Linked DNA regions of Mus musculus: region 2 is linked to region 1. A link is a loop called in an ENCODE intact Hi-C map of the cell type or tissue named here. Cell type or tissue: left cerebral cortex. All regions are shown on one strand. Links, peaks and the distances in the headings refer to the core of each region. The heading gives the core; the rest is flanking DNA. Region 1 overlaps Ttbk2 (tau tubulin kinase 2). Region 2 overlaps Ubr1 (ubiquitin protein ligase E3 component n-recognin 1).

Region 1 (8,333 bases), core at 211-8,210:
GGACAGCCAGGGCCACACAGAGAAACCCTGTCTCAAAACAAACAAACAAACAAAACAAAACAATATGGAAGGAGTGAAAACTAAGGAATTAACTACAAAGGAGAACTGTATCGTGCGGAAGAGAAGCTGTATGGAAAAGACAGGGATGAGTCCCCTGAAGTGTGTGATATTGTAGAACAGGTGAGGAAAGCTGGGGACAGATGACTTTATTTCCTGAGGCGTAGAAAGGGGAACTAGGAAGTGGGACTGTTGCAGAGGAGGAGAATGATGGCCGTCAGGGGAGAGTTTGGAACATTGAGGGATCAAACTGTTAAGAAAGTATGGTGAGTAGACGAACCTTCGAGAAAGCTTTCCTTGTATCAGTAAATTATATTTAAACTCATGCCTGAAAAATCTTCCGTTACTCAGTTTATTTCTGACCTTTAATAATGAGTATATTTGGACTATTTCTGACCACTGTCACCTCTTTCCTCTGTGTCTGAGCCACAGGGGCTGCTTTACTGGGCTGCGAGGTCTCCTTGTGAGAGCTGTGGTTCGGGAAGAATGAGTTTTCTAGATTGTTACCTACAGTATTGACAAAGACATCACTGAACATTGACCACTTAGGCAGAGGGAGAGGCAGGGCAGGAAACTAGAACAAGACAATGAAGCACCCCTAGGACCATTTATGCTAGAGCACATTGTTACCTTGGGAGTACTTCAGAGTGGTTGCCTGAGAAGGTTTCCTCTCTTTTGATTGATTGTTTGTTTTGTTTTTACTGTTTTGGGGTTTTTGTTAGTTTGTTTTGTTTTGTTTGGAGACAGATTCTCAGTATATCTCTCTGACTTGATTAGAACTTGCTATTTAGACCAGACTAACCTTGAACTCACAAAGATCCACTTGCCTCTGCCTCCTAAGTACAGAATCTAAAGGTGTGCCTGGCAAGGTTATCTAAAGACTTTTTCCCATGTTTAGGTATTCCAGGTTACTTGTTAGAAGTTTCTTTGTTTGCTAAATCTTGTGTTCAGCCAGAAATATCTTTTTTTCTTTCCTTTTTAAAAAAAAATACTTATTTTTATTTCTTTAATGTATATGAGTACACTGTAGCTGTCTTCAGACACACCAGAAGAGAGCGTTGGGATCCCATTACAGATGGTTGTGAGCCACCATGTGGTTGCTGGGAATTGAACTCAGGACCCCTGGAAGAGCAGTCAGTGCTTTTAACTGCTGAACCATCTCTCTAGCTCAGAAATATTTTTTTAAACACTAGTATTTATGGAACATAAAGTTATCAGAGGCCTTTTGAGTCTAGTAACTGACTGATGACCAACAAGTAAAAGCCTGTCATGGACTAGCAGGCTGAGTGATGTCAACTATGTAAATAGGACCTGGAATTCATTCAAAGGAAATGTATATAGCCATGCATAATAGCACACTTCTGTCATCCCAGGATTTGGGAAGAGCTCTACTCAATCCCAGTATGGGATCAAAGTAAGACTCTTTCTCGAAAGAAAGGAAAACAGGAGTGTTTAGACAAATACCTACCCCTATTTTGTATTTTTCTCATGTAGAACTGTATGAATTCTGTAATTTCAGAATTTCTAGTTTCCCCCGAGGGGAAACTCAAGGGTTTTCACCTCCTTTGTTGCCTGAGGGAGGCCTTACACCTGGTAGGAGCTTAGTGACCTCAGTAGCAAGAAGACAGTGAGTGCACAGTGCTCTTCCACTTGGGCTTTCTTTCGTCTTATTGGTTGTTTGCCAGTTGGTTTGATTTTCATTTCTATGTTTTTGTAGGGTTTTTTTTTAACTGTGTAGGAACCACATCCTTTTATAGTTTTATTTTTAATTTATTTATTTACTATATGTAAGTACACTGTAGCTGTCTTCAGACACCCCAGAAGAGGGCATCAGATCTCATTACAGATGGTTGTGAGCCACCATGTGGTTACTGGGATTTGAACTCACAACCTTTGGAAGAGCAGTTGGAGCTCTTAACTGCTGAGCCATTTCTCCAGCCCACTCCCCTTTTTAATAGTTTTACCACATCCTTAAAAAAAAAAAAGATTTATTATGCATACAGTGTTCTGTCTGCATATATGCAGGCAAGCCAGAAGAGGGTACCAGATCATACATGGTCACAAGCCACTATGTGATTGCTGGGAATTGAACTCGGGACCTCTGGAAGAACAGCCCTTACTCAACCTCTGAGCCATCTCTCCAGCCCTTGTTTTGTTTTATTTTGTTTTGTTTGAGAGAGAGAAAAAGAACATAAAGATGGAGTGAGTTCCAGGAGGTAAAAATGATCAAAATACATTGAATGAAATAAAATAAACAGTGGTACACATTTCATACTAAAAAGTCACCTGACCCCTATTTATTTACTAATAGCACTTAGTACTTCCCTATAATTGTTTTTATTGTTGGCAAAAATGGCAAATTATTTTATTTTATTTTATTGATGAGAGCTTCATGGAAAATAGAACAGATGTTTCAGGCTTTTAAAGTAATTGTTAGCCAAGGTGGTGGTACATACACTCAGAAGGCAGAGACAGGAAGATCTCTGTGGGTTCAAGGCCAGCCTGGTCTACAAAACAAGTTCCAGGACAGCATGGTTTACACAAAGAAACCCTGTCTTGAAAAACAAACAGACAAACAAACAAACAAAAAAGTGTCAAATCAGTGAGTTGTATTAAGATTTGCATTGACAGTCATATTCAAAATTTTAACTTCTCCCACTTTAAAAAAGTTTCCTTTTCAGTATTAACATAAAATTAGTGTTAAAAGAGTTTTAGGTTTTACTTAACTCTTAATTATGTATAGACTTATCACTTAGAGACAAAAATGTAGTATAGTCTTTTTTTTTTTTTTTCGAGACAGGGTTTCTCTGTATAGCCCTGGCACTCCTGGAACTCACTTTGTAGACCAGGCTGGCCTGGAGCTCAGAAATCCGCCTGCCTCTGCCTTCCAAGTGCAGGGATTGAAGGCGTGTGCCACCACGCCCGGCTTTATGGTAACTCTTTATTCTGGTCTTTTGAAGTTTACTGATTTGCTCTCCTAACTTTTCAGAATTGCAAATGCCACCCCCATCCCAGGAGACTTGCTTCGAGAAAATACAGATGAAGTGTTTCCAGATGAACAGCTTAGTGATGGGGAGAACGGAATCCCTGTTGGTGTATCACCAGATAAATTGCCTGGATCTCTGGGGCACCCACGCCCTCAGGAAAAGGATGTCTGGGAAGAGATGGATATCAACAAGAACAAGATAAAGCTGGGAATTTGCAAAGTGTGTATTTCTTACATATGAAGTAATCTTTTTCTGTGTATTTACTACTCTTCTCTTACTGATACACAGTTGAGACAGGGAGGAAGGAAAGAGAGAGGGCGGGGGGAGGGGAGGAGAGACAGTCTTCTTTCTACCGCCTTAGTCCTGGAGATCAAACCCAGGTCATCCTAGTCACACCAGGGAGGAGCCCTCAAATTGATTGTTCAATAGCAAGTGTTCATCCCTGAAACCATATATACACACATAACATCATATGGACCAAGCAGGTTGGTTTATGTATTAGGAAGATAGATACATATATATGTAGTGACAGTTGAAAAATAGACACCATGAATTGACAGCTGAGGAGGCAAGAGTTCATGGGGAAGGTTGGAGGGACGAAAGGGAAGGGGTAAATGAAACCGTTTATTTTCATTTACGAAAAGAAAAGGAAACTTTACCCACTAAGTAATCCACCAGCTTATGATTCTCACTTCTGAGTGTAAAGTAGAACATAGTATTGCTACTTATTTTATCTTAAAACTTTTTCAAGATTTTTATGTATATAGCTGTTTTACCTGTATGTATGTATGTATTTGTACCACACGTGTGTCTAGTGTCCGTGGAGATCAGAAGGTGGCACTGGGTCCCCTGGCACTGGAGTTGTTGATGGTTGTGAGTCAACATGTGGTGCTCTACAAGTGCAGCAAGTGATTTCTGCTATCTCTGCACCAAGCCATCTCTCCAGCCCCCTTGACAATTGTTTTAAATATTTGAAACTGTGAAATTATCTTTTAGCTAATGTGGTCCAAAGTGCTCAGGTTTAGATACCAGTCATCAGTATTCAGTGTATGTTATGGAAAAGATAGATATTTAAAATGAATCAAGAGTGTGAGTGGGAATTAGTGGTCAAGCACTTGACTAGCATGTGTAAGGCTTTGGGTTCCGTCTCTACCATCACCATAAAGAATGGAAGAAAGGAAGACAGGGGAAATCATACAACAAACAGAAAAGAAATATCTATAGAGTAAAAGTGGATCATTTTTCCAGATGACATGACTCTGATCAGTGTAGCTCTGTTCACAGCCTTGGTGACCTGTCTCTAATGAGGTGAAGAGGCCGGCATGTCAGGGAAAGTGGATGCTAAATAAAATACAATTGTACACATGTACACTTGTAAGTGTGGAAGAGAAACAGATGAGTTTTTAACTCTTGGGCAGATTATCCCCAGACTTTTCTTTGCTCTCATTGTTTATTCTTTTCCTTTTGTGGAATATGAAGATATTGTTGAAAAGGCCATTCATTACAGTAGTAGTTGTTATGTGCTGTGGCATGTATCTTTAATCATGGTAGTTGGGAGGTAGAGAGGCAGGTGGATCTTTGTGAGTTTGGGGCCATGCTGGTTTATAGTGAGTTCTAGGCCAGGCACAGCTACACAGTGAGTGAGACCTTGTCTCGAAAATGATAGCTATTAAAAAAATAAAAAAAAGGGGGTGTGGTTGGGAAGGAGGTTGAAGCTTAGGGTTCAGCCTTAAAATATGGTTGGTAGAAAGTTGGCTAGTCATCCTTTTATGAATATCCTCCCAAGATCATCTGTGATCAGTTCTGAGGAGTTTGTCCTAACTTTGTACAGTTAATAATTATATAACTATAAATTTGAGAGAAGAGGGTGGCATGGAGATAAAAACGAGAACAAAGTATAATAATATATATTTATGAATATTTCACAAACCCAGTTCTTTATCTTAAGGAGGACTGGAGAGGTAGCACAGCTATTAAAACATGCACTGCTGTTGAAAAGGCCCTGAGTTCCATGCACAACACATCCATGTCTGTAAGCTCAGCCTTTAATCCCAGCTCCAGAGCTGATGCTTTTGGATTCCTGAGAGCATCTACACTCAGTGCTCATATGCTGTCTCAGTCAGGGTCTCTATTCCTGGACAAACGTCATGACCAGGAAGCAGTTGGGGAGGAAAGGGTTTATTCGGCTTACACTTCCACATTGCTGTTCATCACCAAGGAAGTCAGGACTGGAACTCAAGCAGGTCAGGAAGCAGGAGCTGATGCAGAGGCCATGGAAAGATGTACTTTACTGGCTTGCTTCCCCTGGCTTGCTCAGCCTGCTCTCTTATAGAACTGACTACCAGCCCAGAAATGGTCCCACCCACAAGGGGCCTTTCCCTCCTTGATCACTAGTTGAGAAAATGCCTTACAGTTGGATCTCATGGAGGCATTTCCTCAACTGAAGCTCCTTTCTCTGTGATAACTCCAGCCTGTGTCAAGTTGACACAAAACTAGCTAGTACATATACTAACATGCACGCACACATGCGCATGTGCGCACGCACATACACACGCACACAGTGCACAGGCATAGGCCCCAGTATGCAGTTAGGAATGAAGGTAGTTTTTTTTTTTAAGTTTTCAGTAATTTATCATTTTATTCACTTTATATGTCAACCACAGCCCTCTTCCTCCTCTCCTCTCCCCATTGTTCCTTCCCCTTCTCAAAGAAGGGGAGCTTCCCTTGGGTAGTACCCTACCTTGGGACATCTAGTCCCAGCAGGACTAAGCACATCCTCTCCCACTGAGGCCCAACCAAGCAGTCCCAGGTAGGGGTAAGGGGATCCAGTGGGAGGGAGCAGAGACTGAGAGAGCCCCTGCTCGGCTTGTTAGGAGACCCACATGAAGACCAAGCTGCACATTTGCTACAAATGTGTAGGAGGTCTAGGTCCAGCTCCTGCACACTCCCTGGTTGATAATCTCCTCTCTGTGAGTCCCCATGGTCCCAGGGTAGTTGGCTCTGTGGGTCTTCTTGTGGCATCCTCGACACCACCAGCTTGCTTCTGTCACCTTCCTCCTCTTCCTCCTCTTCCTCTTCTTCCTCCCTCCTCTTCCTTTTCCCTCTCCTCTTCCTCTTCCTCCTCCTCCTCTTCTTCATCTTCCTCCTCCTCTTTTTCATCTTCCTCCTCCTCCCCTTCCTTCCTTCCTTCCTTCCTTCCTTCCTTCCTTCCTTCCTTCCTTCCTTCCTTCCTTCCTTCCTTCCTCCTCCTCCTCCTCCTCCTCCTCCTCTTCATCTTCTTCCCAGTGCAAAAAGCAAGAGGAATTTATTGTTCCAGTGCACTGGGGTCGTCCCAGGCTTGAAGGAGAGGTGGCCTGTTAGGTGAGTTTTTTTAATGGTTTCCAGGTGTGGAATAGAGCATCAGCAACTAGGCACACTATGATTGCAACTTGCCCACTTCTATCCCTGACTCTCCCACTAGACTTCCTGAGCTCCCTGATGTTTTGCTGTGGGTCTCTATGTCTGCCTCCATCCGCTGCTGATTGGAGCCTCTGAGGAGACAGTTATGCTAGGCTCCTGTCTGCAAGCAGAGCAGAGCATCATTAATAGTATTAGGGGGTAGCTCTCTCACATGGCATGAATCTCAAGTTGGTGCAGTCGTTGGTTGGCTGTTCCCTCAGTCTCTGCTCCATCTTTATCCCAGGTAATTTTTTTTTCAAGTGAAATGTTATCTTTTTTAAAAAAAGAAAATACCCTTAAGGATATATTCTTAGTATGTTTGGGCTGCTATAATAAAAAATATCATGACATAGGTACCTTGCAAACAACAGAACTTTATTACTCACGGTGATCAAGACAGATTTGGGGGTCTCTTTAGGACCCTCTATAAGGATACCAATTTTATAAAAACTCAGCCTCCATGACCTAGTCATTGCCTCCACTCCATTATCTTTGTAATTAGTTCAGTACATGAAATACAGCATGCGAGTTTAGACTTTCAGATTATAGCCTAGACATATATACTCTGTCATTTGTAAAAGCATTAACAGCAAGTGGTCTTGCTAACGAATAATATCTACACATAGTAGTCAGCAATGAGGAGTAAAAAGTAGGGATTCAGTATTGTATGTACATTGCTGGAGATTGACCTCAATGCCTCAGTTATGCTAAGCCTAATACTAATTTGTAGAATATCAACTGGGGCAGTATTTATGGTGCCAGGACAAATTGGATTTTAATAGTTTTGGTTTTCTTTTCTTTTTTTAAAAGATTTATTTATTTATTTATTTATTTATTTATTTATTTATTTATTTATTATATGTGAGTACACTGTAGTTGTCTTGAGACACCCCAGAAGAGAGCATCAGATCTCATTACAGATGGTTATGAGCCACCATGTGGTTGCTGGGATTTGAACTCAGGACCTTCAGAGGAGCAGTCAGTGCTCTTAACCATTGAGCCATCTCTCCAGCCCAGTTTTCTTTTCTTTTAATTTTTATTTTTGTTTTATGTGTGTAGGTGTTTTGCTTGCATGTATGTCTTTGAGCCTGTTGCCCACAGACACCAGAAGTGGGTGTCAGAGCCTCTGGAACTAGAGATACAGATAGATGTGACCCATCATGAGTGCTAGTAACTTCTGAGCCATCTCTCCAGCCTGAGAGATTTGATTGTTTGGATTTGTTGGTTGGTTTGAGACAGACTCTGTGTAGCCTGGAGGAACTTGGCACTTTGTATTACTCTGTGCCCAGCTTTCTGCTCTGTCCTGACAGTTTCCAGCAGCTTCTTGTTCTAACCCAAAGAGTTGGTTTTGTTGTTTGTTTTTGAGGGGTATAATAAGAAAGGGGTATGACAATTTTGGCAGTCTCTCATAACTCTTGTGAGATCTGTATGTCTCAAAAGATATCATCCTTTCTAAGATTTAGTTTTAGTATAATAGAATAGGGTTCTTTAAACATCTAAGTAGATAGGCTGGAGAGATGGTGAGTTCCAGAGGTCCTGAGTTCAATTCCCAGCAACCACATGGTGGCTCACAACCATCTGTAATGGGATCTGATGCCCTTTTCTGGTATGTCTGAAGACAGCAACAGTGTACTTATCATAAAAAAGAATTGACAAACAGAAATTAAATAAAATTAAACTGTTACTGTCTAATATTTTTATTTATTCTTAATTATGAGCATGTGTGTGCAGGTACTCATGGAGGCCAGAGTCTTCAGAGCCCCTGGAGTGGGAGTCACCTGGGGTTGAGTCACCTGATGTGGGGCTGGTACTCAAACTGTATGTAGTCTTCTGCAAGAGCAGTAGATGTTC
Region 2 (8,333 bases), core at 74-8,073, 110 kb before region 1:
AAAATGCTTGGCTGGTTTGCCTTAATTCTAGCCTGTCCCCTTTATTCTCAGTTCACTGTTTCCTGGATATCTGTTGGTCTTTGCCGCCAGATATCAGGTTTTTCCTACACTGATTTTTTTCTCAGAAATGGTTATCCTTCCTTCTTAAATTGTCAGAAGCCACCAGCTCCACTGGAGGAATCATCCTTGAATTGGTACCTGCCTGTCAAAAGGCAACGGAGCTTGTGTCTGGGAGCTGCTGGTTTACTAAAGCCAGGAGGTGGTGGTTTACACTGTTCATATAAATCAGTTTCCCCACCCTTTGAGAATAACAATATAAATAGATCTGACAGTCTTCTCCCCTTCTTGTGTATATGCTTAGAAACTAGACCCCATGCATATCTCAAAAAAAAAAAGAAAAAAAAAAGACAAACTTTTCTTAGGCTGTACATGATGGTACATAGCTGTGATCCAAGAGAGAGATTGAGGTATGAGGCATATGAGTGGCAGGCCAGATTGGGCTTTGTAAGGAAATGAGACTATTTCCAAACTAACAAGAAGTTTCCTCAGCTCTCTTTTCTCTTGAGTTATGGGTCTGTCCGAATCTACATTTTCCCTCAAGTACATGTCCAAATGCCACCTTTTCCCTGAAGCCTGTCTTCTCTGGCATGTGAGTGTGTCTATATATATCTTCCAGCCTCCTAAATCCCTAAACAGCAAACAAGAGAATGGCACGTTTGCCTGTGGCCTGGCTTATATTACATTCTGTGTATTATCTAATTGTTATGTGATTGAGTTGCTTCAGTAAACTGATACAAGAGTTGGTTCCTAGTACCATTTTCTCTTCAGCCCTTGAACTCCGTTCAGCTACAGGAAATATGCATAAGCTGCATTCCCTACAACCCAACGTTAGTGATTGATAACAGTAGCCCTGCGGCCGGTCAGTACCCAGAAAGGAAAGACACCGCTATATAGAGAAATAGAAAAGCTTATGATGTCAATATATATTTTTCAACTAGTACTATCATGCAGTTTTTTCTTTATTTCATATCATGGTGTACCTTTTAAATATCTTTCCACAGCATGGTACTGAAATAATCTGAGAAATTGAAAGGAGATAACACACATATACTCTTTGGTTATGAGCAACTGGCAATCTTAGTTAGTTATATACATGTGTATACTTTATATACATTGCATGATTTATATATAGTATATATATATAACATTATAGCACAAAATATAATAATATATAGGATATACCACTAATACCTTAAAGAAATATAAAGAGGAAAGTAGGTGTGCCTGTAGTCCAATACTTGAGAGACGGAGATAGAAGGATTGCTGTTTATTTGAGGCCAGCCTGGGCTACACATTGAATCTGAAACCAACCCAAGTTACAAAATGGGACCTATCTTTACAAAATTAAAAGAAAAAGGAAACTTAAAGAGGAAAAGATTCTTCTTTTGTTTGTTTGGTGTTTTTGAGACTGTGTCTTACTGTGTAATTCCAGCTAGCCTACAACTGTTATATAGCATGTAGCCCAAGTTGACCTCAAACTAAAAAGTCCTCTTGCCTCAGTTTCCTCTCTGTTAGAGTTACAAGCATGCTGCCATGCCTGATAAGACAATTCTTAATGAGGCAGGGTTAATTTTAGAGAAGATTATTTTTAGCTGAATTAAGAATTATAAGTGAAAGGCTTAGAGATGGCTTAGAAGTTAAGAATACTGCTCTTCCAGAGAACCGGGGTTAAATTTCCAGCACCTACATGGCAGCTCACAACTACCTATAACTCTAGTTTCAGGGGATCTAACCTTGTCTTCTGACCAAGTTGAGCAGCAAGCACACACATGGTGCACAGACATACATGTAGGCAAACCCATATACATAAAATAAATAATATTCTTAAAATATTTTTTAATTAGGGGCTGGAAAGATGATTCAGTGGTTAAGAGCACTGACTGTTCTTCCAAAGGTCCTGAGTTCAAATCCCAGCAACCACATGGTGGCTCACAACCATCTGTAATGGGATCCAATGCCTTCTTCTGGTGTGTCTGAAGACAGCAACAATGTACTTACATATAATATAAATAAATCTTTAAGAAAAGTATTTTTTAATTATAAAATATAAATTGATTTTCATCTAGGGAGAATCTCCTGTTACTCAGATGACCCTCCTTAGACTACATGGGTCTTTTACCGTCTCTTGTAAAGGAAATGGATGCTAACATTAGCCACTGAATATCAAGTGCTAAACATATTCTGTTTCACTTCAGTATCTTGTTTAGTCTTCAAGAGTTTTGGGAGTTTCCTTAATAAATGTATACATATGCACACACACAGTCACCATGTAGACCAGGCTGGTCTTGAACTCAGATCTGCCTGACTCTTGATGCTAGGATTATAAAGATGTACACAATTATGCCCAGTTCCTTCATACTTATATTTAACATCTTTTAAACTGTTGAGTCTTAATGAAGTTCATTTAATATTTCTCTTCTTTATTTTTTCTGAAAACATTAAATTGATGAATTGCCCATGGTTGGAATATATTCAACCTTAGTTTATAGATAAGTAAATGTAGCATGCTCTGAAGCCTTCTTCAGTTTTAATCTGCCTACTTATGTATAACACTGTCTTTTAAACTATGCCTCTAGGTACCCTAGAAAAAGAAATAGTTTGATAGAGCTTCCTGAGGACTACAGCTGTCTTCTAAATCAGGCTTCTCACTTTAGGTAAGAAGAAAAGGGGTGTGTGTGTGTGTGTGTGTGTGTGTGTGTGTGTGTGTGTGTGTGTGTGTGTGTGTGTGCACGTGTGCGCGCGTGCGTGCGTGTGTGCGTGCGTGCGAGGAGAGAGAGAGAGACTGTAACGTTCCTGAACTTGCATTTGGCCTACCATACAACCAATGAACTCATTGTGAAAAAGTGGCCAGTGAGGGGTCAGCTGGTAAAGGAGCTGCCAAGCCTGTTGTCTCAGAGAACAGTCTCCTTCAAGCTGTCTCTGAGCCCCACACATACACACAGATTTCTGGGTATGGCTTGCTTAAGAAGTAACTGCCAGGGGCTAGAGAGATGGTTCAGTGCATTAGCTGCTCTTCAGAGGTCCTGAGTTCACTTCCCAGCAACCACATAGTGGCTCACAACCATCTGTAATGGGATCCGATGCCCTCTTCTGGTGTGTCTGAAGACAGCAACAGTGTACTCACATACGTACAATAAAATCTTTTTAAAAAGAGGAGAGACTGCTGTGTATCCATTGTACTCGGTTTCCTCAAACCATGCTACAGTACACACTTCTGTCATTCATCACTGACAGAGTCGCAGAACTACTGCAGGCTGTACTGTTCACTGCCTCTTGCCTGTCCAAACTCTCGCCACTACAGAGGAGTTGTAACACCGATTCCTTTGCACGCCCCTGGCTTTTTGCCTCCTCCTCACTGATGATTCACTCTGTGAGATTAGCTGTGTGGATGTGTCATCATAGCAGAAATCTGGGTCTTCTTTCACTCAATATGTTTTTATGGCTTATCCAAGTTGTAGCTGTATTAAATTTGTTCCTATTTTGGTTAATATTTTTTATTATACATATAGACCACAGTTGTCTATATTTTCTTCCATAGATGGGCATTCATATTTATGAAATTGTTTCTTCCTTTTAGCTATTATGAATAATGTACTATAAACATTCACATACAAGCTGCCAGATGAATGTACAATTTTCATTTCATGTGAATGTATACATAGGTCATTTGCTAGGCCATATGTTTGATTTTCTTTAGTGTCAAACCCACTGTGTCATTTAACAGTCTCACCAGCAATGTATGGGACATTATGTCTTTACATCTTCACCAGCCCCTAAGTGAACTACCCATTTCAGTAAGAAACTTCTCTCACCAAGGTAAAGAGCAGGCAGGTCTGGCATAGGAGGTTCCCAGGCATAGGCCGGCTCAAGCAGGGGGTACTGGGGTCATCACTTGGTATAGGAGGTTGAGCTAGAGGAAAATTCCTGAGCAGTGGGCAGCACAGATGAGCCTGGCTCAGGAGGCTGTGCTGACCAGTCACCTGGAGCAAGATTCTCTGGTAGCATAGGCCTCCTTTAAGTGGAGCTAAGTTAAAAAAAATTTTTGGGGGGGGGAGAGTTATTTATTATTATTAATGTATGTCTATGACTCATGTGTGCAAATTTCTGTGGAGGCCAGCAGAGGGCACCAGATCCTCGGAGCTGTAGTTACAGGCAGGCATGGGGGGGCTAGAGTGATCTCAAGAGTTTCTGGAAGAGCAATACAAATTCCTGTATTTCTCTGCTGAGTAGGGTGAGTGATGGAACAGGCTTTATTACTAAATAGATACATGATGTGCTTCTTGTTTTCCAACACACTGAATGTGTCTTCCCCTGTTGAGGTGTCCACGGTCTGCAGATGATGAGCGAAAGCATCCTGTCCTCTGTCTTTTCTGTGGGGCCATCCTGTGTTCTCAGAACATCTGTTGCCAAGAAATAGTGAATGGGGAAGAGGTTGGAGCGTGCGTTTTTCATGCGCTTCATTGTGGTGCTGGAGTCTGCATTTTCTTAAAGTGAGTATGGAGTCATCTGGAAACACGTATCGAGTGAATATGCCAGTAGAATAAGTAGTTCTTTAAAAAAAAAATAATATTCTGTTTACATTTCCTTCATTGTTAGAGAAATCTTTAATGGCATAGGCTTTATATCAGTGACCCCAGTTCTGTGTAATATTTAGATATGAAAGGAAAGCTTGAAATCCTAAAACTTATGCTTATAAAGTATGTGCAGATTATTAATTTCAGACTGCCTTATTTATGTGTGTGTTTACTTGTATATTTATTTAGGTTTTTTGGGACAGAACTTCTCTGTGTAGTTCTGGTTGTCTTTGAACTTGTTTTGTAACCCAGGCTAGCCTGGAACTTACAGATATCTTCTGCTTCTGCCTCCAGAGTACTGGGATTAAAGGCATGGGCCACCATACCCAGCTATTTATTTTGAGACAGGTTCTCTCTATATAGACCAGGCTGGCCTTGAACTCTCAGAGATCCTGCCCCCCAAGTGCAGGCCTATGTTTGCCTTTCTTTAAGATGTTTTTATTTCCTTCTTTAAACAAACGATTGACTACTTAGAACAATAGTTATTTATAAACGAAGATAGCTTGCATGGGAGAAATCAAATTTAAAGTTGATTTCTGTGTTTTTTCTGTCCATTTTCCTGTGAAATTCAATTTTTGCCTATATAAACCCTTAAGACTTACTGTGAGATATATTATCATTGCTTAAAGATATATTATCAACCTTTGAGGGGCTGGTTAGATGGCTTAGCAGGTAAAAGCACTGACTGCTCTTCCAAAGGTACTGAGTTCAAATCCCAGCAACCACATGGTGGCTCACAACCATCCGTAATGAGATCTGACGCCCTCTTCTGGTGTGTCTGAAGACAGCTCCAGTGTACTTACATATAATAATAAGTCTTTGGGCTGGAGCAAGAGGGACCAGAGCAAGCAGAGGTCCTGAGTTCAATTCCTAGCAATCACATGATGGCTCACAATCATCTGTATAGTTGCAGGGTACTCATATGCATAAAATAAATAAATAAATAAATCTTTTTTTAAAAAAGGCAACCTTTGAGACAAGAGCAAAGAACGGTATAGAAGTCAAACTCAAACACTTGTTTGCTTGAAGCCACAGGAATAAGTCTGTCTATCCCAACTATTTTTTGTAATTTGTTTGCCTTATGATTTCTCATTGTGGTCCTTAACCATTTCTCTGCAATAAGCATCTCAAGTGTCCTCAAAGTACTATTGGAGGTTGGCTTGAACTAGGAAAGCCTTTAACAGTTCTAGACTGGAGGGTGCTCTATCCTTCCTTGAAGCCCCCTTCTGCCTAAGTAGCAAGTTAGGAAAAGGCAAAAATAGGCCCAGCCACATTTCTCCAGGGTCCTATGGCTCACAGGACAGTCTCCCATTCAGTATATCCAGGTAGAATTACTAATTTCCCATTTCTCTAGATCCACGGATCCTTTTTTTTTTGTTTTTTTTGTTTTTTTTTGGTTTTTTTTTGTTTTTGTTTTTCGAGACAGGGTTTCTCTGTATAGCCCTGGCTGTCCTGGAACTCAATCTGTAGACCAAGCTGGCCTCGAACTCAGAAAGACGTGCACCACCACACTTGGCTCATGGATCCTTTTCTATTGCATCAAGAAAAACAGCAGTGTTTGTTCCTTCTACTCAGACAAAACAGTTTATTGCAGGCAGTGGTGGCGCACGCCTTTTAATCCCAGCACTGGGAGGCAGAGGCAGGTGGATTTTCGAGGCCAGCCTGGTCTACAGAGCGAGTTGCAGGACAGCCAGGGCTACACAGAGAGACCTTTCTTCAAAAACAAACAAAACAAAACACCCCACAGTATAGTGTTTTCATCCACGGCTGTATTGCCTTTTCATTAAATGTTTACTGAGCATGTCTTGTCTTTAACTTTGATTCGATGTCTATCATCTGCATATGTGTATCTAACAGTGTTTGCTAACATTGGATTTACTTTTCAGAATCCGAGAATGCAGGGTGGTCCTGGTGGAAGGAAAAGCCAGAGGCTGTGCCTACCCAGCCCCTTACTTGGATGAATATGGAGAAACAGACCCAGGGCTAAAGTAAGATTTTCTTTAGTGGAAGGTTTAATCAGTTGTCTTATATTTTATTTGCTTTATTGTATGTGTATATTAATAGTTCTTTAAACGTAAACTCTAGAAATAGAGTTACTGATGTTTGTGAGCTGCCATTTGGATGCTGGGAACTGAACCTTGGTCCTCTGACAGTCGTTAGTATCTTAACCACTGAGCCCACTTTCTAGCACCTGGGCCTGGTGAGACAGTGAGACAGGTTCCCTGATGCTAGGAGGCTGAGTAGCTGGTCAGTACCACATGTTATCAACTTTTTATGTAGGTTTGGGGCCTTGAACTCAGGCCCCTCAGGTTTGCATGGCAGGCACTTGACTGACAGAGTTCTCTCCCAAACTTTATTATTCTTTTAAAATATCATCCAGAAGAATAGACTCACTAGATAGGGCTTGGGCTCTAATGGATTATATAGGGATTTGTTTTTATCGAGACAGCATTTGACTTGCCTTTAAGTTTAAGAGGAAGGTACTGAGTGGTCAAAGTAGTTAATGCTGGTCAGGGTGGAGGTCACTTTTAATTCCAGTACACAAGAGGCAAGTGCAGGTGAGTCTCTGAATTTAAGATTCATCAGATCTGAATAGTGGCCAGCCAGGGCCACATGGTGAGAGTTTATCTCAAAAACAAAACCAATAGCAACAACAAAATAGTTAATAACTGAGGATAATCTTGAGTTGTTCTAGAAAAGTACAAAAATGTGGAACTTTTAAGTTAATGATAAACAGTGTGAAAGTTGACAAGTTGCTGAGACATCTGATGTTCCAGGGACTGAGATGCCAGGTATCGCTATGACTGTACTCAACAGACTTCAGACTTTTTGTGTTAGCTGGCACAGTGTTGCAAACTAGGTAACCCTGGAATAGAAATGTACTTACTTAAACATTTGCTAAGCCAGGTATGATGATGCACATCTATACGGAGTTCTTGCTACCTGGGAGGATGAAGCAGGAAGGTCACTGGAGTATCACTGTTCACACCCAGCCTGGACACTGTAACAAGACTGAGAAAAAAACACAAACAAAAACCAAGAAAGTGTTCACCAAGCATGTGCAAGATGAATCATAGGGAAGGTTATAAAACAAAGTATTTCTGAGGAGAAGAATGATTTAAGGTCTTAGTGTTATGCCTCAAACCTAACCTCCTACACAAAATCATAAACTGAAGCTGGGTAAATTGTGAGGACAGAAAGCCATTAGAACCTCATTCAGCTATCCACCAGAAAAGACCAGAGCTGCTTCAAGTTAGAACCTGTTTAAATGAGGTCTCATTATGTTCATTATGTATGAGACCTGATTTCCCAAATAGTCTATTTCTGCTTCCTTAACTAAGTGGTGTGCCAAGTTCTTAGTAATCAGTGAAGAGTTGCCCTGTTTCTGGGCCTCGTCCTGATGCTTGCGCTCATAGCTGCAGGGATGTCTTGGTAGTGTGTACTGATTTAAGACTAGAGATGGCACTGTTAAAGCTTAGATGTCAGCTTTGTTTTTTTTTTTTTTTTCCTGAAGGAGAGGAAACCCACTTCATTTATCTCGGGAGCGGTATCGGAAGCTGCATTTGGTCTGGCAACAGCACTGCATTATAGAAGAGATTGCTCGGAGCCAGGAGACTAATCAGATGCTATTTGGATTCAACTGGCAGTTACTCTGAGCTCCAGTTCTGCCTCAAGACAATCATGAGTGACATCAATAAT

What was found. Peaks named below come from ENCODE experiments on the same cell type or tissue, not always from the same donor. Only the 100,000 strongest peaks of a DNase experiment are listed, where the experiment ranks them.
Region 2: it touches region 1 in a loop (2.5-fold over the local background); 2 of 42 quality-filtered maps call a loop at or near these places.

Annotation. Positions count from the first base shown.
Region 1 is chr2:120,750,760-120,759,092 of GRCm38, reverse strand. Ttbk2 (tau tubulin kinase 2) reads left to right here. Exons shown (of 16, transcript NM_001024856.2): 12 at 3,047-3,263. Among named protein-coding and RNA genes, the nearest start is that of Cdan1, 23 kb to the right of the region's middle. In left cerebral cortex, for the core only: no CTCF peak of the experiment used is centred there; no DNase peak of the experiment used is centred there.
Region 2 is chr2:120,862,607-120,870,939 of GRCm38, reverse strand. Ubr1 (ubiquitin protein ligase E3 component n-recognin 1) reads left to right here. Exons shown (of 47, transcript NM_009461.2): 44 at 2,637-2,714; 45 at 4,380-4,550; 46 at 6,521-6,622; 47 at 8,149-8,333. The coding sequence ends at 8,290. AV039307 (expressed sequence AV039307) reads right to left here. Exons shown (of 4, transcript NR_038350.1): 3 at 7,522-7,646; 4 at 4,250-4,610. Among named protein-coding and RNA genes, the nearest start is that of AV039307, 16 kb to the right of the region's middle. In left cerebral cortex, for the core only: CTCF peaks have their summits at 3,217, 4,178 (motif pointing right) and 5,409 (motif pointing left); DNase peaks (open chromatin) are centred at 3,397, 4,171 and 8,025; H3K27ac peaks cover 1,250 bases.